Linked DNA regions of Homo sapiens: region 1 is linked to region 2. A link is an interaction called in ENCODE POLR2A ChIA-PET data of the cell type or tissue named here. Cell type or tissue: MCF 10A. All regions are shown on one strand. Region 1 overlaps ARHGAP32 (Rho GTPase activating protein 32). Region 2 overlaps ARHGAP32 (Rho GTPase activating protein 32).

Region 1 (2,500 bases), 120 kb after region 2:
CTATGTTCAGAGCTATGTTCAAAGAGGAAGGAAAGAATAAATTCAATCAACAGCAGAAGATTTTGGAATGGTGCATGATGAATCCTCCCTGGATATCTCATCTCTTGCCAGTTACTGTTATGGGACCTTGGCAAATTGCTTCATCTCTCTGCCTTAGTCTCCTCATCTATAAGATGAGATAATAATAGAACTGCCTTCATTAGATTAGGATAAATAATGTTTTTAAATACCTAGAATTGTGTCTGGCACATAGTAAGTGCTATAACATTATTTTGTAAATTAAAAAATACCTGAGGGTAGAATTTACATTAATATTAGTAAAAAGTCATTGGAATGGAAAATATGTAAATATTTTCCAATTCATTTGTTTCTTCAATAAATACATAATTGGGTTAACACAGTTCAGTATTATTATTTAGTAGAAGTATTGAATCTCAGTATTTATATTGTATTTATGCAAATAACTAATAAGAATCTTTAAAGCTTTAAAAAGTCACGAATTGAGATTGATTGTCAGTTTGATAATAGTTGCCAAAGATTTTCACTTTTGCTAATGAATGTCTCTGGTAGAGGAAAAGAAGTACCTTGGGACTCCATGGGTGAAGGAGAGTTACATATTTAACATCTGTGTAGTGTATGAAGGAGAAGGTTGTACTTGGGAAAACTTGTTTAATTCTGGATTTCCCATTCTGAAGAAACCTTTTTTATTTTTTTCCCTAATAATTGCATAAGAGATTGTCTTAGAATTTTTCACACAGAGACTGTGTAAGTTGATACTTAAAAAAATGTGTTAGTAGAATAACAATCTTAGCTCAGTATCAGCAAAGATATTAAAAGATTTGTTTTCTCAGCCTATCCTGTTGTTTTAGTGATTCAGCCTTTTACTGGCAGTACTTCCTACTTGATCAATTACTTTTCTTATTTTAAAGGAGCCTAAAGTGCTATCATTTTTATTGGATACACTGTCTCCCACCTACTTAGCAAACAACTGAAAAGCAATTAACTTTTAAAAAGAGAAAAGACATAATTTAATATCAATTTCATACTGGTGTTTTCTGAGCAGGAAGTGCTCACCTGTGTGGGGTTGATGGGTGGAGCTCTTCTGGTGAAGCCTGTTCTGCAAGTGTGAGTTTAGGCTGGGGCGTTTCTGTGGTGTTGCAAAGCAGTATGTGCTGAGAGAGGAGGATTAAGCTCCTGGAGGCAGAGCTCTCCCACACACTTGCTGGCTTGCTGGGCTCCACTGACTGGACTGAAAACAGGGCCAAGAAAACTGCTGCTGCAGGGGGTCCTGAAAACAGCTGGAACCCGGCAGTGATGTGGGACCTAACTTGAAGTTAACCTGTGGTGGTGAGGTTGGAACCAGTTGGATTATGATTTATTTTCTACACTCTTGTACGGAATGCAGAGCTGTTGTATCCTGATGAATCTACTGCTAAATATAGTCATTTGGAATAATTTTAAGTATTGATCTTAAAACTTGTACCACAACAAGAGGTAAGGAGATCTCAATCAGTCATTTAAATATTTGACTCAAGCAACATTCAGAATTTTTCACTGAAACTATGTTTAGATTATATTTGGGCACATGTTACCTTGGTTGCTCTCTTAGGTAAATGGTTAATTATTTAATTATCTAGAAATTCAGCACTTGAACATTAGTATTTGTCATGTTTGTCAAAAAGTTTATACTTTTTGAAGTAGGCTTTGCTGATTGTACAACACAGATGTTCCCAGTCGGTTTCAAGAAATATCTTTTTTTCTCCTATTTCCAATCAGCTTATTTCTTGTTTTCTATACATTAGTTTAATATAATAAAAGTTTTTATGATTAAAAGAACCTGCCTTTATTTCTTAAGCAGCCAGCTTATATCATCTTTTTAATTTTTTTCCTGGTGGGTTAATAATATTTCAATTATTGATTAATGGAAATGGGCAGTGCTAATGCACTTAAAATAATTTGGTAGACTGTGTAAAGAGGCTCCTCAAGTTTGCACGAAGAAGTAACCTTTCTGGCCTTTTCCCTTCAAGTATGGTTCTTCCCCGCCTCTTTGGTATTGGCATTGGTAAGGATAACCATCTCCATCCATAAAATATTTTGTATTAAATCTCAGAGATTTTACCACTAAGGTGGTGTTCCGTATGTATATGGTGTTTCTTTAGACCTCGGTAATAAATGCCTTTCATTAAAATAACATGGAGACCAGAATTTTCTCTGAATCACAAATCAGCCCTTAATAGGGCTGATTAGTATGTTCAACTTCTTAACAGAGGTTGAACATTTTTCTTTCCAGGATTGTTGCACTAGTGCTTAAATGACAGCAATATTTTAATTTTTAAAACCATAAATGGGGGAATTTCAGAATTTAGAGCTCATTTTCATAGTCAGCTTTTTAAAAAAGCATCTACTGCTCATATAATAATGGTTTGAACTATGATTTCTTTTTTTAAAAAAGAATGCTATATGGCATTTAGTGGAAGATAGAAATCTAAAATGTCTTAGG
Region 2 (2,500 bases):
ACTTCTTTCTTCTCCTTGTTCTCATATATTGTTGAAACTTCTCAGGGTGTTTTGTATTTCTGTAAGTGTGTCTTTCATTTCCAGAATTTGTGATTGTTTTTTCTTTATGATACCTATTTCTCTGGAGAATTTCCTATCTATATCCTGTATTTTCTAAAAAAATTTCTTTACATTGGTTTTCACATTTTTCTGGTGTCTTCTTGATTAGCTTTACAATCAACCTTCTGATATTTTTTTTTTCTTCTGGCAAATCAGAGAGTTCTTCTAGGTACAGATCCATTGTTAGGGAGCTGGTGTGATCTTTTGGTGGTAGTGTAGAATCCTGTTGTGTCATATTCCCAGAATTACTTTTCTGGTTCCTTCTCATTTTGGTAGTCTGTTTAAGTGGAAAGGTGTGGAACTCAAGTCTTAATGTTCAGATTTCCTTGTCCCATGGGGTGATCCCTTGATGTGGTGCTCTCCCCCTTTTCTTGAGGATGGGGCTTCCTAAGAGCTGGACTGCAGTGAATCTTATTTCTCTTCTGGGTCTAGCCACCCAGCAGGACTACCAGGCTCTGCGCTGGTGCTAGGGAATGTCTGCAAAGAGTCCTGTGATGTGATCTGTCTTCAGGTCTCCCAGGCATGGATGCCAGCACTTGCTTGGATGGAGGTGGCAGGGGAGTGAGGTAGACCCAGTCCTTGGTTGTAGATACGTTTAGTGTGCTGGCTTTCTCGAATGCTGGTTATGCTAGCAGTAAAGTTGTCAAATGGAGAGACTAAGGACCATTGGTTAGCCAGGATGTTGTGGGCAGTGGAATTAGCTATTGTCTTCTTCTTCCTGGCAGCAAGATTATTCTGTCATAAGTTGCTGTTATGGCCCAAGTAGATTGGCCTCCAGCCTGTGGGTGGCATTTTCAAAAGAGCATCAGCTATAGTAGTAGTAGGGGGATCTGTGCTTGCCCTGCATTGGCCAGGATAAGGATTTTAGTTTGTCAGGTGATGGATGGGGCCATAAAGCCCCCAAGAGTTTCTATCTTTTGTGTTTGGCAACCATGGAAAATAGAGAAATACCATCAGGTTGGGGCTGGTTTAGGTGGGTCCAAGCTTAGACTTTCCTTGGGTGAGGCTTGCTGTGGCCACTGTAGGGGATTGAGGGGGTGGTTCTCAGGCCAATGGGGTTATGTTCCAGAGGGGCTTTTGGTTGCCTCTGTTGTTCTATATAGTTTCTCAGGGAAATGGGTGATAGCTGTAGCAAGAGGCCTTACCCAACTCCCTCATAGTTGGTGAGGCTGGCCTGGCTCCTGCAGTGCCCCACTCAGAACTTGCCCCAGGCTGTGAGCTTTCCTGCTGAGAAAGCAAGCATGGCTTTCCCACCTTGCCCCTCCCTGTCTGTCACCAGTGGCTCCTACGTTTGTATCTGAAGCAATTCCTGTTTGCCTCCCAGATTCTGCTCAAGGAAATTCACGCCCAGTCAGAATTACTACTTATTTCAGTAGGAAGCTTTCTCTGTCCTGTGATCCCTCCCTAATTCTGCTGCCTGCCTTCCCTGAAGGCCCCTGTGAGGTATAGTTGGGGATGGCTTCCCTGGGCTTGAGCTGGAGACTGGGAGTACATGCAAGTCACTTCCTCTCACTGCTGTTTCCACTTTTATGTTTTTCATGAGTCCTTAAATTTGTTTAAGCTCTAGGTAAGTTTAAATCATTTTCCTGTAATCTGGATTTATGGATTCTCCAGTGGGGTTGTGTGTTCAGAGGCAGGTTTTCTCCCTCTCATACTTTGGGAACTCAGTTTTTTGCCTGTCCTGTGCAATTTGCAGTGGCATGCTGCTTCATTCAAAGATCTTTGAATTCTTTTGATTTTCCTGATACATTTCTTTGGTGGTTCTTGGAGCAAAAGATCATGGTAAAGATCATGGTGTTCTCCACACACTGTTCTGTCTGTCCAAGTGGGAGCTACACGTTAGCATTGTCTGCTATCCACCATCTATCTTGTCCCTAAGTCTATTCATGTAAGTAACTTAAGATGTAAGGCTTTCCTAAAAGTTTCAGATGGGAAATAGTTTTATTTCACTTCTTATAGTATGCTGTTCCTATCTGTATCATGATGCTTTCCTTATTGTATTAATCTAGTTGAATAGTAATGTCTTTGTCTCCCTACTAGGTTGTGAGCTCTTTGAGGAAGGGTAGGGGTCATCTTGTTTTCATTTTATTGAAGGATAAAGTTTAAAAGAGGATATAATCATGACTCTCATAGAAATATAGAATGAGCACAAGCCAAAGATATTTAACTCATTATTAATGAAAGAACAAGTCAGTTGTTAAAAGTGGTTCAAAGGAGAATTCAAAAATTACCATACTCTTATAGAGCAACCATTCTAAAATGCATGCATATGGATGTAAATCTGGCAAAACTGTTCTGTTTCACTGGGTACAGTTTGCATTTCTGTGGATAGGAATGATCTGTATTACTCTCATTTTTCTATAAGGCAAGTTCCATCTCTGCAGAGTTGTAAAATAGCTGA

The links. ChIA-PET counts read pairs that join two places held together with the same protein. Peaks named below come from ENCODE experiments on the same cell type or tissue, not always from the same donor. Only the 100,000 strongest peaks of a DNase experiment are listed, where the experiment ranks them.
Region 1: POLR2A ChIA-PET joins it to region 2 with 7 read pairs; 2 of 35 experiments call an interaction of 5 or more read pairs at or near these places.

The regions. Positions count from the first base shown.
Region 1 is chr11:129,022,853-129,025,352 of GRCh38, reverse strand. The region is part of intron 11 of ARHGAP32 (Rho GTPase activating protein 32); the gene reads left to right. Among named protein-coding and RNA genes, the nearest start is that of TP53AIP1, 81 kb to the right of the region's middle. In MCF 10A, no CTCF peak of the experiment used is centred here; a DNase peak (open chromatin) is centred at 1,142.
Region 2 is chr11:129,147,548-129,150,047 of GRCh38, reverse strand. The region is part of intron 2 of ARHGAP32 (Rho GTPase activating protein 32); the gene reads left to right. Among named protein-coding and RNA genes, the nearest start is that of ARHGAP32, 44 kb to the left of the region's middle. In MCF 10A, no CTCF peak of the experiment used is centred here; a DNase peak (open chromatin) is centred at 1,347.